2 separate regions of the Mus musculus genome follow, and region 2 is linked to region 1. Evidence: chromatin loops called from intact Hi-C (ENCODE). Cell type or tissue: heart. All regions are shown on one strand. Links, peaks and the distances in the headings refer to the core of each region. The heading gives the core; the rest is flanking DNA. Region 1 has its middle 58 kb from the start of Gm31342. Region 2 holds the start of Gm31342 (a long non-coding RNA gene).

Evidence for each region. A loop is a pair of places that touch in the nucleus more often than their neighbours do. Peaks named below come from ENCODE experiments on the same cell type or tissue, not always from the same donor. Only the 100,000 strongest peaks of a DNase experiment are listed, where the experiment ranks them.
Region 2: it touches region 1 in a loop (4-fold over the local background); 6 of 42 quality-filtered maps call a loop at or near these places.

What each region holds. Positions count from the first base shown.
Region 1 is chr15:67,091,982-67,102,872 of GRCm38, reverse strand. No RefSeq gene overlaps it. Among named protein-coding and RNA genes, the nearest start is that of Gm31342, 58 kb to the right of the region's middle. In heart, for the core only: CTCF peaks have their summits at 1,389 (motif pointing right) and 3,833 (motif pointing right); DNase peaks (open chromatin) are centred at 1,422 and 3,822; H3K27ac peaks cover 435 bases.
Region 2 is chr15:67,035,097-67,045,987 of GRCm38, reverse strand. Gm31342 (a long non-coding RNA gene) reads right to left here and starts at 6,395. Exons shown (of 3, transcript XR_384160.3): 1 at 5,735-6,395; 2 at 5,158-5,378; 3 at 2,880-2,919. In heart, for the core only: a CTCF peak has its summit at 3,651; DNase peaks (open chromatin) are centred at 5,537 and 6,437; H3K4me3 peaks cover 1,562 bases; H3K27ac peaks cover 1,765 bases.

The sequences.
Region 1 (10,891 bases), core at 711-8,710:
GGCGTGTTCGGAGTTCTGCTTTGGTGCAGTTTCTCGTCGATGGTTCTGTTCAGTCCTGAGATGGCTGGATGCATCATCTCCTGGGGTCTCCTGGGATGTTGCTCTCCTCCCCATTGGAAGGGGACTCTGGAGACAGAGTGGAGCCATTCCCTGTGGTGGGACTGTTGTGAGTTACCTAACCTCTGCTCTCGTCCATCACATGGACTTAACAATCTTCAGGGGGCCCTGAGATCAGAAACAAAACATCCCAGGAGGCCCAAGTGGACAGGGCCAGTGGCGCTGATGTTTGCTTGGCTGAGGCCCAATGTACACAGAGGAGATAGCCACACCCTGGGAGGAACACAGGACAGGTCTAAATGACACAAGTGCTCTTCCTTGGATTTTTAAAGAACTATTTTCAGAAGCCTTAGAATGGAACTTTGCCATGTGAAGTTGGTGTGTGCCAGTAACCCCTCCCTCATGATTGGTACAGCGCTTTACAGTTTATATGCCACCTCGCTTGCTCTTGCTTGTCCAAGACATCATGTACAGGTGTGGCCCTAGAGCCAGGCAGTGTGGGGGCCACTGCCTAACTGTGTGAGCCCGAGCAGCTTGCTGTGCCTGACCTCCATGGTAAAGCTGGGATGGTGACACACCCGAGTATACACACGCATTAAGCACCGAGTTATTACAGGTAACGGGCTTAGCAAGGAACCCAGCACTGGGCAGCGGCACTTCAGCAACACCAGGAAGGGTGGCCAGGCTCCAGCCCTGTCTGACTTTATCCTTGCTCCCTGTATCTCTGTCCCTGCCTCCTGTCCTCAGCGAAAGGCTTCGCCATGCATCTTCTCCAGGAGGCTTCTTCATCTCTAGAATTCCTTTTCTTCCATCATATCTGTTTCTTCCCCAGAGGTCATGATCATTCATTATCAAAACACACGCACAATATACATACAAACTTCAGACACACACATAACCTACGTGAACACACACAACACAAAGAGACAACACACACAACACACTACACATACACAGTGTAAACAGACACAACACACACCACATATACACATATGCATATGTGCATATATAAAACATTAATGTACATATAACATATCACACATATGCACATACAGTCAGTCAACACAGACCTCACACATAAAATACATAAACACACATCACAACACAGCATGTACACTGCACATATAGAGTACATGAAAACCACCATGCACAACACAGCATCACACACAACACACACATCATCATACCATACCAAAACACCACACACACATACACACACACACACACACACACACACACACACACACTCCAGACCCTATTGCACAACTGAAACCATAAGCCACTCTGTTAGTTGTGCAGTAGCCAAGCAGCCACACGGTGGCAGCATGCTCTAGTGGGTCCCTGAGGACCCTGGCTTCCTTCCTTTGTCCCCTGTACTTCTATTTCCTCATGCTGGTCTTAGGCCCGAGTTCCTGGAATGTACATTAGCAGAAAAGCACTAGGGGTTTCCTGGCACCTCCTGCATATAGTGGCCTTAAACAGCACCCAGCCCTTGGGACATCCCATCTGACCACAATGTCTTGGAGAATGCAGAGTCCTCAAGGCTGCTCCTGTGTTTGATATAAGGTATTTCAGCATCAGTGGATTTTGAAATCATTAAAGAGCTAGCACAAGTCCCTTGATACACAGGTATGACTGTGTCCTCAGAGGCCCATCCCTTACTACATAGTAGTGGACTTTAGAGGCCCAGCACCCGCACGCTGGGAGAGCTAAGCAGGGGTTGCTGGGGAGGCATTGGCCTCTGCTTCAGCCTCTCGTACTCACCACGGGTATCCCTGAGGATGTGGTTGAGGTACTCCTACCACCATAGGACTTTCTCCTCACTTCCCACCCCTCAGGTCCTACACGGGGACTGTCCAGGGCCCGAGCCAGAAGGTAAAGTGAATCCGCTGCCACGTGCATTACTAAATTATGTCGCCCTAGTTCTCAGTTACCTCACAGAGACCGGCTGTTGCTGGTTCTCACATCTAGAATCTTGCAAACTTTCAGCTTCAGTACTGCAGACTAAGGTGGACAGACACACACACACATAGACACACACACATGTGCACATATACACACACATGTGCACACATATACATATCCAAACACATACACACAATACACACACTCACATTCCTATACACACTCACACATATACACAAATACATACACACACACACACACACACACACACTCACATATACATACACACAATACACACACAAACACACACACACACACGAAACTAAATGAACACTTCAGATGGTCAAGATGACAAAAGGGACCATCCATAGCTCCTTGCAATGCTAAGCCTTACACTCTAATCTATAGCAGAAGAGAACATACTTAACTTCCACTGTTTGCTGATTTAGCTTCTCCATCACTTCAACTGGTCCCTGAAGCAGGTCTAGGATTTATGTCTGAGATGTTTTGTCACAGGAGTAGAGCCTGATCAGGTGAGTCTGGATCACAACTGCCTATAGGTGAAGGAGTGATCTGAGGAGAGACAACTGTGCAAGAAATAGAAGAAAGAGCTAGAGAGGCCACCAGTCCCCAGGGATATACATGAACGCAGTGGGACATGGAGGACCACTGTACAAGCTGAGTCAAACCACATCGACCCACCTGCAGTTCACCAGCACAGGGAAACACAGGCAGCCAAGTGGTGGGGTCAGGCTATTGAGGCCAAGCAGTTGGGTTGCATACAGCACAAAGATAGTGCCAGAATCTCTCATGGGGGAAAATGATGGTGGAGTCCTTTTCTGGATGGTGTCATTGGACAACAGAAAGGATGGGAAAGTGACAAAGGTCAGGGCTGTGGGTGCTCTGGACACTGCAGGTGTGGTCCACAATCAGGGAGTCAAGCCATTTCTCTCCGGTCCTCTTCCACTTAGCATAGGTGTATTCCTTGCCCATGGCAGACCTAAAACAAAAGATCTTGGTTTCTTCTTTGAGCTCTCAAGTCAGGGTTCCATGAATACTATTGAAATGGAAAGTTCCATGGGCTAAGGGCTTCTCAGCCTTAAGCTCCTAGGTGCAGCCTCCTCTCGTGGCCTCCTTGGCTGCCTCTGGACTCTGAGACACACTCTTCCTCCATACTTTCCAGCATTTGGACTAGCTTTGTGAAAGCATTGCCCCAAGCAAGAAGCTCAAGTTGACTGGGTCTACTCATGGATGAAGAGTTTCTTCCCTGCAGGAGGAGCTCTGGTTGGAACAAGGGTACCCATGGGTCCTTGGAATCGGTGATCAAAGCCTGCATCCTCTATAGATGGACCTCTATAGAGTAAAAGGGATGCCACAGTTTGTGCCACGAGAAAATGCAGGCTTAGTATATTCTTCATCTAACAGAAGACTATCAAGGGCAATGGGTACTGCAAATGGCTGTGGGCAAGAATAGGACTCTGCCAGGAGAAGGTTGGAAGCCATGGTAACAGATAACCAGACAGCAGTAACGCTCATAAAAAAAAAAGTATTGCTTTTGGCCTCATATGTATTAATTTGATGAGGCATAGCATCTTGAGGAAAAGAAGCAGACTCAGGCAGACATGTAGTGCGTCAGAGGGTAGAGCTAGCAAACACATCAAAAGTGAGGTCTCGGTCACTGTGTCCTGAACACTGATCATGACATTTGGTACCTGGGGGATGAGAACTCTAGGTGGTGTTCCTAGCACAAGAATTCTAGACATGAGCCCTACACAGTGGTTTGAGCCAGGAAAGCAAAACCAGCCCATGGCTGCCCAGTTTCTTCTGACCCCGTCCTTGGCTTAACGGTGCTAGCTGGAGTGTTCATGGGTGGTGGCCACCAGAGGGTGCAACAGAGCCATCTTAGTCAAGATCTCATGTCTGTTTAGCTGAAAAGCAGAAGCTTTTGAAAAGGCACACACCTGTGAACAAAGTCAGACCTTTAGAGGACTTTGCTATAGACACGAGCAAGCCCAACACCTTTCCAATAAGATCGCTGTCTCTGTCACTCACCTGAGTAAACCAGTCAAGAAAACAGGCCCAAAAGGGGACAGCCAAAGTCCCCAGCCAGTGTGGACAGGATAATAAATGTTCTCTTCCCACGGTTCACATGAAACCCAGGTCCACTGGAAACCTAGGACCTGAAACTTGTTCTTGGTTATCTATTATTTCTGAACTGTATGCCTATGAGAGAGCTTGATCTGAATCATGGTTTATTAATCTGTAAGAGGGTATTAAATGACATGGTAGACATGAAAAATTGTGCCAGCCATTTTCTGAGATTTTCTATGTGTCTAACATGTATTATGTTCCTCCTGAAATTCTCCCAAGAGACTGAGGTGGCAGTGGTATCTGCACCATACCTATGACTATAATGCTATATGCCTGTGGTCACCCTGTTCATAACTCCTCAGCCAAGAACAAAGACCAGAGCTGATTGTATATCTGTCAGGCCAGAGTAGGCTAATGCTGCAAAAACAAATAAGCTTCAAGTCCCACTAATGGAGAACAAGGCTAGTTTCTTTTAGGAGCAGTTTCAGGGATTTTGTGCTTTCCTTCATGTAGTGACCCAGCCAGTCATGAAAGACATTATTACCAACTTCACCTCCTTCAGCACATAGCCTTCAAGGTCACTGTACAGGAAACTGGTAATGCCTCATAAGCTCTCAAATGTCTCCAGTTAGATCTGATACCCACCACTTCCATATAGGTCCATTGACCAGCAGGAGTTTCATTGCCCAAACAACATCATAATGGGAAAATGAATGGTGGGATAAAAGTTCCAGAATCCTCGAGGGCAACCGGCCACCTCTGCCAAAATCTCTCCTTGATGTCAGAGATCCTGTCCTAGACTTAGAGCCAATTCGTGACAGCTCACCAGGTCTGCTCTGGTCAACCCTGGTTGATCAGAAGGCTTAAAAGATGCAAGCAGTAGGACGGGCTATAGAGAGGCAACCCAGGGGACAGGATGCCCAGCATCAGAGAATAGAGAATGAGGCTGCTCACCCCAGTTGCAGTTGTGTGCAAGCAAAGGCAGAGAGGGCTTGGTGGAGATGCTTGAACATCAGGGAGAATACAATGGAAAGATTGCAGATTGGCCAGAAATCCAAGCTATGCTCATTCCCAGGGACTTCAGGGTGGGTGCTTCTGTGTGCTGACTTTAGTTCCTAAAGTACACACTGGAAGGCTTGAGTACGATGTTTGTATCTCAAGGTTCCATCCAACCATGCCATTCCACTCTCAGAGGTCCTAGAAAGGCAGAGACACTGAACGTGGTTTTTCTTCTGAATGCCCAGCATCTAGCAAAGTACCAGGTACCTGGTTGGCAGGTGTATCAGAATCATGTTGGTTGCCAATAATACTAGATAGGATGGATGTTAACCTGTACTTAGAGCATAAACATTCCAGCCAGGCCTCTGGGTTCCCCTCACCTGCTTCTCACATGCCTCAGGACAGGCAGCCTCACTGACATACACATTTTACACAAATCTAGCATTCCAAGAGATGAGTCGTACTGCCCAGAGCCACACAGCTCAGCTCAGCAGCAGCGGACCTCAATGGGAACCAGGCACTCAGACTCTGAGCCTACGCTGTCTGCCCCTCTCCTGCCACGGTACCCTGGAATAGCTAAATGGTGTACACACCATCAAGATATCTGAAACTGTGTCGGCCACCTCAACACCAAACTCCCAGAGAGAAACTGGGCGGAGTGTGGTGTGAGATCGTGCAAACGGTGAGAACTGCTCTGCCCTCAAGGCCAGGGAAACTGATCTCTAAGTCTTGTTCCACACAGAGTTACCCTGGAGAGGAGCCCCTGGGCTGGTGCATCATCAGAGCACCAGGCAGGCAGGGAAGGCTGGGGCTTCCAAAGAGGTTCATTTTGCAGAAACATACCGAGTTAGGGATGCGGAGATGACTGTGTAGTCCACAGGCCAGATGCACCAAGCTGGATGCTGGGCACACCACCAGACTTCACCAGATGGTAGAGCCTTCCCAGCTGAAGGGCCCGAAGCCCTCTTGTACTTCCCATGGCTTGCCTCTGTCCTTGTTTACATCCTTCTTGAACACCTTGCAGGTCCCTCATCTCCCAACACCACATTCCTGTACCTAGACTGACCAAGGCTCCTCCTTCCTCCCACTTCCCACAAACTAGCAACACTGCTCTTGACCTTTGGAGACAAACTCTCCTCACTTAGGGCTCCATATGCTTCCACCTTCTAAGATGTGTTCTAGCATGTTTATTCTCTTCAACTCCACAGATCCTAACCACACACCTCCTTCCTTCACTGTCCCTGTTTGTCTGATTCTCCATTACAGAACAGGTGTGCCCAGAGCTCAAAGTAGAGACCTGAGAAGTCTCACTATGTCACCTCCTCCCTTTGCCTATCCAACGTCAGTCCGGCCCTTCTGCCACTAAAAGAGACATGGTTCATAACCATACTTTCCATGCCCCTATTCCCTCTGCGTGTGTTCAGGATATTTCTATCTTCCAGTCATATAAAAGCCAACCCATCATCAATCGCTTTCTCTGCTACCTGTCTTGGCACTCACCCATCTGCATGCTGTATATACAGACAGTTGGTCTAAAACACAAGCCAGTATACATCAGTCATTTGCAGCCGCATCTATCCTACATAGCATCTTCTCACTGACCAGGTCTCAGCTCACAGGCTTTTGTACACATGGGATCCAGGATGTCTCTACTTTCTTTCGTAGTTCTTGGCCAAACATTTATATGCAGAAGGCAGAAGTACTACAGGGATGGGCTTCTTCACACCCCATGCACATTTAAGATCTGGTTCCTATCATGTCCTCTAACACCCAGTGAAGAACATCAAAAACAACCTCAGATTCTTTGATATTCCTCCTCTGAAGTTTCCCCTCACTGTTAACAAAAATGACAGGAATCATTGTACTACTTAAATTAGCTCACCAAACTGTGGAAGTTTCAAATTCCTGGTTCCATAACCAGGGTTAGGGTTAGGGTTAGGGTTAGGATATTCTGCACCCCCCAGAGAACTGCCCCAATTTGTATCAAGTAGAGCAGAGAAGAGCCCTCCCCACTCAGACCTGCCTCATACATAGGCTTCTGAGCTAGGGGAAGTGAGAGCCCTATATTTTGGGGCAGTCTTTTACATAGCAGTGTACCAAAAGAGATGGCAAAGTTTAAAGTTAAAGGTGAGAAAAGGACCCTCCTCCCACCATGAATCGTAGCAGGGTACACAGGAAATGGAGCTCTGTCTCCACTCTTGTCAGTGCATCACGGTGACCATTCTAACCCCATGCATAAACCTTCCCTGTGTTTCACAACAAGCCAAGAAAAAGCCACAGCAAGTGCACTGCTGTGGGTAAGAATGTAAATCAGTAGAGTTACTGTGAAAAACAATGTGCGGTCTTCAAAACAACTAAAAATAGAACTTCCGTGTGATCCAGTGTTTCCTATTCTGAGTATATCGCAAGGAAAAAAAAAATCATGTCAGAATCCCTGCGCCTTGTGTTCACCTCAACACTGTTCAGTCAAGAGATGGAATAAACATTGGTGACCCTATCCACATATGAGTGGGTGAGGAAGCAAGAACACAGTCCACAGGAGTTCTGTCAACCTCCAAAAGAATGTAGGAAATCCTGTCCGCTTGGCATGATGAACCTGAAGGACGCTGTATTCAATGAAATGAGTCAGGAGGGCAGATCATGCATGATCTCACTTAGGCATGGAATCTGAAGAAGTCAAAACAGAAGCAGAGGGCACAACGAGGGTTATTAGAGGTTGAAGAAGCACTGGGCAGATGCTAGTCAAAAGACAAAGTTGTTTTTGAACAGGAGTCGTAAGTCCAAGAGACCTGGTTTGTCACGTATTATAACCACCATGTAATGTATCCTCAGACATTGCCTTAAGTGAGGAATGAAGCCAGGTCAGGTCAGGGAGGAGTGTCCAGGTACATAGAAAAGCCACATGCAAAGTCTCCCTGCCACCGTTTCTGCCTCTTTAAAGGAAGAATAATTAAATCTCTGGAATAAATACAAAAACTTGTGAAGATCTTCAGATATTTGCTAACATGTGTCGAGTGTCCTAAATAAAGACCAGAGGTGTGGTGAGAGAAGATATCAACAATCCTCTTCATCCCTTCTGAATAATTTCTTACTAGCATTTTCAAAAGTGTGCGTTTGTGCATGTTTATGCATATGCTCACACATTAACCCGCATCTCCATGAGGAGTGTCAGAAAAATATGCAGACACCTCTGCTCACATATGGAGGCCAAGGGACAGCCTTGAGGAGTCAGTTCTCTCCTTCCACCATGAGACACATCAATTTAGCTCCGGTCACCAGGCTTGTATCGAACACTTCTTCCCAGTGGTCCATCATTCCCGTCCCCGAAGCAAATCCTTTAAAAGACCTACAGAATGGGAGAAAATAATATCCCTCTCAAAAGCTTCATTTCCCAGAATACATACAGTGCCCTTGCAACTTAACAAAAATCAAGCAATTCAGTTTAAAAGTAGAGAAAGTAGGCTGGGGAGATGACTCAGAGGGTCAACTGATCCTTGCACAAGAGAGACCCAAGCTCAGAATCACAGAACACTTCTGAGTAGTAGCTTGTGTCTCTCTACTCCTGCCCCCCAAATTGAAGGATAGGAGAATCCTGACATGTTTGCAAGCCAACTAGCCTGCCATAAACAGTGTGATGGTGAATAGCAGGAGTTCTTGTCTCAAACAAGGTGGAAGGCGAGAACCTACACTGGGGGGGGGGGTGTTCCTCTGTTAATGTACATCCACTGTGAAATAGGTGCCTGTACTCACAGCAAGAATGTGCCACCACCACCACTGTCACTGCCACAGCCACCGCCACCGCCACCACCACCGCCACCACCACCGCCACTCACTCCACACGCACTCACAAATTAACTATGTAAATAAAGAGTGATGGGGTTATTTGTGTAGATGATTCTCCAAAGGAGGCATACACATGAAAACCTCTAGAACATTCACCACCAGGAAAAAGCAAACTCACAATGACCCTGAGGAAACACTTCACACACACCAGCCAACATGATTGGAATCAGCACAGTGGAAAACAACCAGTGTGGATGAGAAGTGGGTAAGCTGGCACACCTGGGCCTTGCTGCCAAGATGAAATGGCACGGCTGCCGAGGAAAATAGTTTGGCAGATCCTCAAAAAGTTAAGCCAAGTTAGCCCATGATCCAGCAATCCTATTCCTAGATATGCATTGCAGATAGTAACAAGCAGGTTGGCAAATACCCCCATCCACAGCAGAGGAAATGAGAGAGCAACCCCCACATTCACCAGCAGCAGAGTGGAGGGAGCAATGTCTGCTCCTTCCACATAGTGCCATGTTAGTCAGTCACAGAAGTTACTTGTATTTACACTTCAGTGTGGACAACCACCAAAAGCATGGTACTGAGGGACAGAAGAAGGAGCCAATTGCCTGTTCTATGACTCCTTAGTATCCACAATTTGTAAATTCCCACAAACCAGAGGCAGAACAAGGCTGGAGGACAGAGTTCAAGTGGTAGAATGCCTGCCTAGCAGGCACAAAGATGTAGGTTGGAGCTCCAACATGGAATAAGCCAGGCATGGTGAAAATACCTGTAACCAGGTGCTTGGCAAACGGAGGCAGGAGAGTCAGGGCTATACAGCAAGCCCGGACTACACAAGGCCCTGTCCCCCAAAATGGAAATAGTGGTTTTTAGGGGCTGAGGGTAAGGAGGAAGTACTAGGTTGGTGGGGGTATGGCAAAAAGCTGCTTAATGGGTACAGGGTTTTATTTTGAATGAATGGTGGGAATTTTTTTACAACTCGGTAGAGGTGGCAATGACACATCACAAACGTACAAGTTCTGGTTAGGATTATATTTCCAAGTGGCTGATTGTGTGTTGAACTTTCAAAGCATGCAGATAGGAAACAGTGACATCTCAAAGTTTTCTTCTGGTTTGATAAAGGGCTCTCCTTCAGAGGCAGCACACTGCTCCTTCTCCAAGAGTATGGAAAGCACGTAAGGCCCTGAGAGGCTAACAGGTTTGTTAAGCCTCACAGGAGCTTTGCAGGGATAGAAGGATTAGACTCAGACTGCCTAGCTTCTCCTCACTAAGGAAGAACCTGCAGCCCGCTATCAACATTTCTTGGCCAGTGATGGGAACTCAGAGAGTACCTCAACATCAAGTCAAGGCCTGTGTTCTATGGGTGAGGATCCTCCTAAGCCCTAGCTGTGGCATCCAGGCTAAGCATTCTTTCCAGGCAGCAGGCCTCAGGGGTGGAAGAGGAGTAGAAGTCAAATTCAGGAACTCTGCAAGGAGAAGCTGAACCTTCCCACTGCCTGATGGCCTGCAAAGGCTTTGTGTGTGTGAGCTTCTGACAAACTCAGAGGAACGCGTAGAAGTCTTCCAAAAATAGAGCTGAGATTGCATTGCACGTCCTGGAAATGGACTTCCTGGTACACTAGTCAGCCTCCCTTTGTCAGCTGAACACACTGAATAAAAATGGAAATTATGGTATAAAGCCACTTGGTGTAGACAGCAGACACTCAGGTGCCCGTAGACACTCAGGTGCACGTAGGCATTATCAATGGCAGGGGTCCTAGAAAACTAGCACTCAACAAAACCCTCTTCCTTCTGCCCACATGCCCAAGAGTAAACCCAAGCTGTGGTGGGAAAAGCCACCCAGCCTGCAGCACCTGTCCTTCAGCCAGCAGGACTAGTTGCTGTAACTCTTAGGGACAACAAACAGCCTTTTGAATCTCTGGAATATCATCTGTCCTCTCCACTCTTTTTTTTTTTTTTTTTTTTTTTTCCGAGACAGGGTTTCTCTGTGTAGCCCTGGCTGTCCTGGAACTCACTATGTAGACAAGGCTGGCCTCGAACTCAGAAATCT
Region 2 (10,891 bases), core at 1,545-9,544, 58 kb after region 1:
TTTCTCAGCTTGACTTAGTTGAGTGCCTACTATGTGCCAAGGTCCACATCTATCTTTTACAAAACTGGAGGGGAGGGCTAATAAGCAGTGTCACCCAGGGCCACTCTGTGCCTTTGGGGACTGGGAAACCCTACTGTAGAAAATTATCCTTATTGATACAGATATGGATAACAGTGAAAGAAGTAGCATGTCTAGAGGTTATGCAGTGGACAGTCTGTCCAACTGTCTCTAGCATGGTTACTGCCATAAGGCATAAGGAATTCAAGTGGTTTTGGTCCCTTAGAGCCAAGGCTCCATACTGACATGCTAAACAGCAGTTGTCAATGAACGGAAAGGTTACAGTTATTAAAGAGACTACACTGGTGCAGATTCCTGACTTCCTGTAGTCACTCTCCATCTGGTGAGGTAATTATGTTAGAGGCTGTACTGGGTTTACCCTCACTTCCCACAAGACTCCTGTTTTGAGGTCAACCCTCCCCACCGGCTCTCAGAAGTGACTTCCTGTGAAATAGGGTGCAATGTTTATTCTTCCTAGTCAGTGTAAGATCCTAGAAGATTAGTGAGGCACAGCTCTCCCGTCAGGGAGGGAGTGTTCATCCAGAAATGATTGCACCAGGAAGGCTCATTGATTAGAAATTTAAATAATCTATTGGCTTGGGGGTGGGGCATGAAACTTCCTGACTGGTTGCAGAAGATGTGTTCTGGGGGTGATCCCTCCTGGCGCTGTTCTCCCTGCCTCCTCTCCGCCTAGAGGTAAGGAAGTTCCCCCCTCACCCAGAGGTTCAGCATAAACTAAATAACCTGAAACCATGGGCCAAAATAAATCTCTCCTCCCTAAGTTGTTTTCTCAGGTGTTGTGTTCACAAGGGGAGGTGGTCGAGGAAGCTCACACCATAGGCCTGTATGCAGGTAACTGCTCTACTGAAATGGCTCCAGGGCAAGAGGCAGCTGCTTTTTCCAGGAAAAGCCAGAGAGTTGGGAGCCAGAGAGCTGCCCTAGACAACATGTAAGTGAGCGCTCCTGGCCGCATCCCAGTACAACGCTATTTATGGACACTAACATTTGAATTCTGTCATTTTTCAAATGTTAGAAAATATTATTCTTCTGATTCTTTTTTTTTTTTTAATTATTTTTTCAGAAGTATAAAAACCATTCCTAGCTCTCTGGAGCTACAAAAACACACACGGTGCTGAATTTGGGTTGGTGCTCTAGGTCCTGACATTTAGCTTTTCTGGGAAACAACTTAGAGCGAGCCAGGGTTGGGGAGGGGCAGGTTATCAAGCCTGCGCTACCCTTATTTACAGAGGCAGGCACAGAGGACCTGAGTTCTGGGGCGCAGAGTCAGACTTGGGGCACAGTCCCCTCCTCCCAGCCTGAGGGCGGTTGTTTCCAAAACAAAGCCTGCACCCAAGGGCCCTGGCTCAGCTTCCACATAACTATTTTCTGGAGCACTGTGTCTCTGAGCCTCCGAGTGATGGGTTGAGAAGTTTGCTTAGGCCAGGGATGGGGCAAAACAAGCTGAGGGTTGGGATCCTATCACCTTGGTGGTGTGCTTCAATTCCCAGCTCATGCTGGACCACACTAAGTCAGTGAGTACTCCTGCCTCAGCACCCGTCCTCCTGGTGATCCGAACTCAAGGGAGGTGAACTCATTTCATCAGAGACACGCAGCTGTAAAGTGGCAACCTCGAGATTGAAATCTACTACAACTGTATCATTGCTGGGAGTCCAGGGGTTTCATGATTGGACCCTCTCTGTCCTCCTGGTTGCCAGGAAGATGACGGGCCACCAGGGCATTTTTCAGTACTGGTAGGAGTCATTCTAGCTATGGGGCAAATGGCAGGACACAGGTACGAAGTAATAATGAAATAATGTTATGGTTGGGGCCACCACAGTCTAAGGAACCATATTAAAGGGTTGCAGCATTGGAAGGCTGAGAAGCACTGATATAAAGAGAAATGGGGTTGTGATGGCTCATTTGTGTGTTAGGGAGTATAACTGTGGCTGGGACATAAAAGCATTTAAGATGCGGGGGAGATGGCTCAGACAGCAAGGGGCTTGCTGTACAAATATGAAGACTTCGGTTGGAATTCTGAGCATCCCCAAAAAAGCTGGGTGTGGCACCCCTGTAATTGTAGATCTGAGGAATCAAAGACAGAGGCACTCCTGGTGCTTTCTGGCAGATAGTCTCATTGAATTGTTGTGCTCCAGATTTAGTGAAAGACTCTGCCTCAAAGGGGAAAAAAAAAAGGTGGCGAGCCACACAAGACACTGGGTATCAACCTCTGACCTCCACATGGACCCTTTCACATCCCCTCCTCACTCTGGAATAGCTACCTACACTTGTTATCATTTTCTGGGAGCCCAGTAACAAACCTGACCGGAGTCCACCATCCCAGCCAGTATTTAATTAAAGCTTGTTTCAGATTTGGCTCAAACACAGTGGTCTTATTCTTGACCAGTGGGATTAACAACAACTGTGAAGATCTGAGTTCTAATCCCCCAAACCTATATAAAATCGGATGTAGTAGTTCCTACTGCTAATCTCAGCACTCCTACAGAGATGTGGGAGGCAGAGACAATCACTGGAAACTGTGGTACAACAAGCCTGGTGCACACAATGAAAGGAAGAAACTGCTTCAGATAAGTCAAAAGGTTAAGACCAACACCTAAGGTTATCCTCTATAGTGGTTTGTATATGCTTGGCCTAGGGAGTGGCACTATTTGGAGGTGTGGCCTTGTTGGAGTAGGTGTGCCACTCTAGGCGTGAGTTTTAGTACCTTATTCCTAGCTGCCTGGAAGTCAGTATTCTGCTAGCAGCCTTCAGATGAAGATGTAGGACTCTCAGCTCCTCCTGCACCATGCCTGCCTGGATGCTGCCATGTTCTCTCCTTGATGATACTGGACTGAACCTCTGAACCTGTAAACCAGCCCCAATTAAATGTTGTCCTTATAAGAGTTGGCTTAGTCACGGTGTCTGTTCACAGCAGTAAAACTCTAACTAAGACATTCTCCAATCTCCATTTGTGCAAACACACACACACACACATACATACATACACACACACATACACACACATATACACAGACAGAGACAGAGACAAAGACAGAGAGATTCCTTTCAAGGGCTTATATACATCCTCTAACTAGACACACATCTTGACATTCCGACCAACCACTGAATGACACTCCCATCTGCTGCCCAAGTTTTCAACACATGAACCTTTAGGGGGAACATTCTACATTCCAGATTCAATATGAAACAGGCTAAATCTAGAAAGGGGGATTTTGCATGTAAATCATGAATATTCATATTAACCACATTAGGCAAAACATACCAACATACCTTGTGTGTGTGTGTGTGTGTGTGTGTGTGTGTGTGTGTGTGTGTGTGTGTTCACCCACATATATATGCTCATGTGTGCCAGAACTTGTAGAAAGCCAATATCTGAATAGGGACTCTTATGGATCAAGATCACTCAATTAGAATGTGATGTTGGAGGATGTAACATGGCCTTTCCTGGCTCTGGAACACTGACCAACACAGTGATACACTTATGGAGAGGGTCTGGCTCAATTGGCCCAGGTGGCCTGAGCTGTGCCTACTGGGCCTCTGCATCCACCAAAAGCAGGCAGCACTACTGCACCCTGCCTCTTGGGGTGCCCTTCCACTCTGACTCTGAAAGGTTCCAGATCTTTGCAGTGATGAGTTTTGAGTATCCAGGAGACCAAAACAGGCGAAATATGCCTGGCAGGTTATGAGATGAGTTCTGTTTGTAGTGAAGAATACATTCCTGTTGTCCCTACATTTGTTTGACCTGTCTGCACCAGATTTGCTTGATCGAATGTGGCAGAAGGTACAAGGGCAGGAAATACATCAAGATGTATGCTTGCCCTTGATTGGACCTGGTGGGAAATGTGGTGAATTATGGGTTTTACCTTTTAAGTCCCAGCAAAAAAAAAAAAAAGTGATTTGTGACCATTTTCCTGGGAACCAAGGGGTAGACCTGGCCAGAGTCCATCTTCCTGGCATGTATTTAATTAAAGTTTGCTTCAAATTCGGCTTTAAATTGTGGTAGTGATCGTATTCTCGAGCGGTGAACCAATAACCATTTTTCCAGTTCAAACAGGGACTGAGGAGCAGGGCGGAGAGACGCAGGGATTGGTGCCTGGTACACAGGAAAAGGCAGGAAGTCACTGGTGCCAACAGCTGCCACAGCTACCAAGCTGTGGGTCATCATGGGTGACATCTTACAAACCTACTGAGAGTGGCTTCACAGACTGTTCTCCTTACTAGGTGACTCTTTCTTTGACATTGTCTGTGTGGAGCCCCTCCCCAGACACCCTGCCTGCTCTTCTCTCTTTAGTCAGTTCTTCGCACTGTTATTACTGTGACAGCAGCTATCATTCACTCATCAAACAGAAATTTACGGACTGCCTACTATGTACCAGATACAATCTGGACCCTGCAGTTTCTATGGTTAGCAGGAGTCCAGAACATCCCTTCTCCGGAAGCCTATTTTCTGAAGGGAGGAAAGAGACTGCCAGTCACATCAATTCACATTTTATACAAAAGTAACTGTGAGACGACGGTGTCAGTGGTGAATCAGGGAACCCAGGAGGGCATGCCAGGAAGAGCGTGGGTGGCTTCTACCTGAGGTCTGCTCCTTCTCTAAATAAATCTCTTTCCTGTTGCTTTTTTTGGTCTGGGAGTAGAGGCAAGCTATAGTTTTGGCGTCAAACTCACTATGCAGTGAAGGATGGCCTTGAATTCCTGAATCTTCTGCTTCTACCTTATGAGTTCAAGAACCACTCCACTAGACTGAAATGGGGTGTGTGTGTGTGTGTGTGTGTGTGTGTAGGCGGGTGCTGCACGGAGGTATCCCCATGCAGAGGCCAGAGGAGGACATTGGTTGTGGGGACTTCGGGTGTCCTGTCCAGCCACACCCTGCTAGAGATTTGAACTCGGGTCTTTATGGATTTGCAACAAGCACTAGAACCCACTGAGTTCTCTCTCCAGCTTCCTAAAACTATTTTTTTTTTAGCTTTCTCCAAAATGAATCAGTATTTAAAAACAGAAGCTGTTTCCCCTCTAGAGAATTTACCCTCTCTGAAAACGGGACAGGAGAGAAGGCAGAGGTACCTGCCTAGCACTTACCCTGTGGCTGTGACTTTCATTGAAACGTTGTTGACAAGGTGGGGGTGTGTTGCTGTCTGCTGCAGTTTTAAGAACTAAGCAGTGGGCCCATCATTCTCTGGCTACCAAGTACTCAGTCATGAGGGAAACTGGATGGCTGTCCTGGGTGGGGGTTTTCCCATGCACCTTCAGCTCCACAGAGGAATCCTTGCTTCCAGCTACCTTGTGTGTGGGGCCCTTCCCTGGAAGAATGGCAGAGTGGTAACGTTCCGGAGTTCTTGGCCTAGACTCCAACCCCACCCCAAACACCTTGTTGAGCCAGCATTGTACAGCCTAGCCTCTCCCCAAGTCCTATGACTAGTCCTGATAATTTCCTCTCTGCAGCATGTGGAGCTCTGGGAATCTCTCATCTAGCGGCAGTTTATCTAGATCTCTCCCCACCCCACCCCCACCCGCACCGCTCTCAGCAGTTCCTCCACCTGGCAGTCAGCGTCCTAAGCCCACCATTCCCCAGGGGCATCCCGGTACCCAGACGCAAAGGCAGTCTAAGCGCTGAGCGAGGAGAGCCAGACCGGAGCAAAAACCGCACATCCTATACCTTTGACAGTAGTTCACTGATGGAGGAAACTTCCAGAATCCAGCCTCAGAATAGCAGGCTTCAAATCCCATCTCTGTTGGTTTCCAGTTCCTGGCTGTGTTAACGTACTTATCTGAACTTGAGAAGAAGGGTGTGGGACCCTATATGTCCTATATATATACTGAAATGTACCTACTTAGCAGTCATGGTAGCTCAGTTTCTGGAATGTAATAGATTTGGCTGAAACAAAGTTACAAATTCAATTCCTTTGCCACATGTCAAGATTATGGTGTCTTTACTCCCTCAATTTCACCTCCCTTTTCTTTACCTCAGCTTTCTTTCTCTAAAATGGGCAAGAGGGATCTGAGTCGGACAGTGATTCACCCTAACACCCCAGCCAGCAGCACGGGGTGGAGGGGGGGATAGGGAGGAAGGGGGAAGCGAGGATGGCGGGGGCGGTGAGAAGCAGTTGTCTCACGTAGCTATGCAAAACTACTACGGGCAAGGCAGGTTACTTTCACTTTGCAGGGGCTTCAGCTCAGTGGCCTTGATTAAGCTTATAGAGAGGGAGAGAGTTGAGAAGGGAGGAGTTTCCCAAGCCCCTGCTGAGAAGAAAGAGCGGCTGCCTTGTCCGTGTACAAACTTCTAGGGTGCAGGTGTCAGGCTGCACGTTCCAGCCCTCCCCCTACCACCGCCCATTGTGGATCTGGCCAAGCTCAGTCCACTTCCGGCCTAGTGATTTCTGGGAGGGTGTGAGCTGCAGCACATCTCTCTTGAAGTGGGCGTGGCTGCCGGAGGAGCCACCGCCCTCCTGGATCTTCAGACCGCAGCCTTCCACTTCTCCAGCTTGGGAAGGTAGCCGCGAAGCAGGGACAGAGGAAAGAATACACATATCCCAGAGTAGCAGCCAAGGGCCCCCTTGAGGTTCTAGAGCTGAACCCACACCGCGCCCCCTGCTCTTTCTAGAGTTGAATCCACAAGAGAGAAAGTCTCTATTACAGGGCCCCTGAAAAGGAGAGACATGGGCAAGGCTCTCCATTCTTGTTCTTCCTGTGGTTTCTTGCAGATCTTCAAACAGTCCTTAACTGTCTGTGCCTCTCTCTCTGGGGACCTGGGACACAAGCCATGCAGAAGGCAAAGCACTCTATGTGGGAAGGGGCCAGCACGGATGAGAAGATAGCCTGCCAGTGACCCCTGCCACCTCCCATCTCAGTAGGATTTGGAGGCTGATAATACCTCTTTATGCTCCTTCCCTGCCACGTGGGTGCTCAGCCAAAAGGACATGGGAACACCACCTCCCCGTTTGTATGACACAGAACGTGCTCCCATCTAGCTGGCGTATGGTCATCCATCATTTTATTCCTTGACATATTTATTTGCCTACTTGTCTTGACCCTGGGCTGGGCCCTAACTTCTTCCTGGGCCTAACACTTCTTAGGTGGCAGAGAGGATGAGGAGACCACCAGACCAGTGCAGGTTGCTACAAACCAGTCCAACAGTTCCCATGTGCTGCCCACCTAAGGTATATCCCAGGCTCCTCTGCACAGGAAGTCCCTGAACATTCAATCAGCAACTAGGGGAGAGCACAGACGGAAGAAGGCTGAGAAAGCCTTTTCTGCTATTTTTTCCCCACAGTCATCTGTTTAGAGGATGACTGGCACAGAGAAAAGAACTCAAGGGTGGTGGGAAGCTATTTGACATTTGTGGGCATCTCAGATCCACTCAGAGACCAAGACATCCTCCCATTCCTCCCTGGTTAATATCCACTCCCAAGAGATTACCCAGCTTCTTGGAGTTGGGATGTAGCTCAGTTGCTAGAGTGCTTGCCTGGCATGCCCAAAGCCCTGAGTTTGATCCTCACTCAGCATCACAGAAACTAGGCACTGTAGTGGAATTCTGTTATCCCAGTACTTGAAGGTAGACGCAGGAGGATCGGAAATTCAAGGTCATCCTTGGCTATATGGCAAGGCTACCTGAGCTACATCATACTCTCTCTTTTAAAAAGACCTCCCTCCCATTGATGCCTCACCTGCTCTTGAACCTCGTCTAAATGAAGAATATGACGACTCTTTTCAGCCTCCTTCCCACTGGCCAGTGCTCAGCCTTTTCTCTGCCCTAGGGCCCACCACCTCTTGGGTAGGCCATCAGAGGTTCTTGAAGGTGTGCATAAGGGGGCCATAAGCAGGGTTTATTCACCTTTATGTTGTCCACCACATTGTGAGTGACTGAAACCCATGCAGATGTATTACCTCACTTCTCTGGAGAGGTCAGCTGACTGAAGGGGGTGTTTCTAGAAAAAAAAGGTGTGTTAGTTTGTTTCTTCAGGCTTCGTGGGGATCCACTTGCTAGGTGCTTCTAGCTTCTGGTGGTTCATGCATGCTTCTATTCCATGCCCTTCCTCCACCCACCATCTGGACCTGTGGTCACCCTTCTCTTTCCCTCAGATTTCCTCACACTGTTGCCATCAGGGTGACTCAGGGCAATGCCCTCGTCTCAGGACCCTTAACTTAAACAAACTTGTTTAAAGTCCTTTTACTATATAAGGTAACATATTCCTAGTCTCGGGTGAGAACATAGACTTCTATTTAGGGGAGAGGCATGGACACAGTTCAGCCGTGACTCTGACCCCTGGGAGCACCCATCTGCAGTTATGAAACCATCAGCCCAGTGAGGGTCCCCAAGGCTTTGCTGAGTTTGCAGAAGGTGGCATTTTGCTCTCCTGGGATCGGTTGCCCACAGGGTACAAGCCAAGGCTGCTACAAACCCTGTGAGTGCTTGAGGGCAGTGTTCCTGACTCTGAGGACATCAAAGAGGAAGGAGAGTATGTCATGTGACATACATGTGCACAACACGCATGTGCACACACACACTGTGCATGCACATGCAAGCATTATACATATACGGTATACACATACATATAACATGCATGTACACATGCAGATATATACATACAAATATAACATATATATGTATATGAGCATGTACTTGTGGGGTATTCTCAAGTCTGTGTATAATTGTCATGGGGCCTGAATATGGTCATGCCTGCATCTTCTAGTCCTTCCACATTTCGGTCACTGGAGCTGCCATGTTTCCCTGGGGCTGGAGACTGCCTGAGTTGATTGAAGAAACCTTAGGAACATGTGCCTGTAATGCCATTCATGGGAAGACTCTAGGCTCAGGAGAAAGCTGAGCTTGTGACTGTGGCCACATTCCCACTTGCGGACTTCTCCACAGTCTCCCTAGATCCCTGGCCTTGCTTGCACTATGCATGCTCCCCTCACTCATTCCATTGTGCCTTCCTACTTCATAGACCTGGAGTCCCCCAGCAAACCCCACCAGTCATGCAAGTGGGGGACCTGGTCCCTAGCTGCACTCATTCTTCCTTTCAGAGTATTGCCCACATTCCTGGCTCCTACCTGGTTTCTATGCTCACTAGACTTTCACACAAGACATCCCTGTCTTGTCTCTGAAGATAACCAGTCCTGTTTCACAGAACAGAAGCCAGAGGCTCTGTTGCCTGCCCACTGTCACCTCCCAAGTTCCTGTCAACGCCATTCCTAGAGTTAGATCTGGTCCTGATCTGGGGCTGCTCCCAGGGTGACTGGCTCTGCTGTGCAGGGGCACTGGCCTCCTGTGAACAGCTTCTAAATGTTCCCCACACCCTCCATAGGATGATCTCCCAATGGGACTACTTGTTACAGCCTAGAATGTACCCTCTAAAACTTGATTGGCAGGCTGGCTGTAGTCCATATTCAGCCACAGTAGGCCCTGTTGATGCTATACATTTTAAGCTTCCTCTTTTCTTCTACCCCCAGTCCTTTCTTCCTCCTATTCCTCTACCCCTCCTTCAATCCCTCTCTCCACCCCTCCTTTCTTCCCTCTCCCTCTTGATCTCCCTCCTCCTCTGTTTTCTGCCCCTTCCCCCCATCTTCCGTTTTCAATTCCTTACCCCTCTCCTCGGCAGCTTTGCTGTGTGTTTCCAACCTGTGATTTAAAACCATCTTAAGGTCTCCACTTAGCTGGCTCTGGGGAAAGTATTGCCTGGCAGAGTGTAATGGTTTTAAAAACAGAGCGAAGACTCCAGGTGAAGCAAGCAGCAGGACCCTAAATGACTATAATTCTGGTGTCCAGCCTGTGATAAGGCTGGCTCTTGGGTGGCTCCTTCTCCATCGGTAATGATGGTGCTAGGTAATAAGAACGTAAGTCTTCAATGTGGAAGGTCAGTGGAGCTTAGGAACATCCAGAAGTCACTGTAGCTTGGGGAAGCTTCCAGGAAGTCCCTGAAGGATTTGAATCTGAGTTACAGAGAAGAACATTCAGGAGAGGTCAGGGGTGCAGAGCATGAGATGGTCTAGGAATGACCAGAGATTAGGGAGTGTGACCTCCCTGCTGGTCTGTTCTTTTCTTGGCCCTGATGTGCTGCTATCTCTGTCAGACACCATACAACAGTGGTTTTCAACCTGTGGGTCACAACCTCTTGGGGGTTTGGATGACCCTTTCACAGGGGTTGCATATCAGATACTTGCATATTAGATATTTACATTACGATTCACAACACTATCGAAATTACAATTATGAAGTATCAATGGAAATAATTTTATGGTTGGGGATCACCACAGCATGAGGCATTGTACTAAAGGGTAGCAAACATTAGGTAGGTTGAGAGCCACTGGCAAAGAGGTCTAGCTGAGGCCAGAACAAGTTAGCAAGGTGCTCTGTGTCACTTGCGTACGAAAAGTTATTGTGCTGTGAGCCCTCTGATGTAGAGATGTCAGCTTTCTAATGGGCTCCACTGTCTCCTTGCAGGTGAAGTAGCTCCTAATCTCCAAGGCTTCAGGGCCATGAGACAAGACACCAGAGGGAACTCAGAACTGCCCAGAGACTTTGCATTTCTACGTGTCCTAAAGAATAATGGCAAGAACCACTCAAAACCATCCAGAGCATACCACATGCTTTATCTGTGCACCTCATCAGAGATGGGGAAAGGAGAGCACAGAAATGAACTCAGGACCCCTGGCTAAAGAGACAGAAGGAGGCGATCTGTTGAAAAGTCAGCCTTGGCCTTCGTTGATGCGGGGTGTTGAGAAAGCATCTAAGGGCTGATGGCCTCTTTGACACTTCAAGAGACGAGGGACACTACTAGGAACCCTGACTTTGGGCTTGTGTATGTGTCCTTCT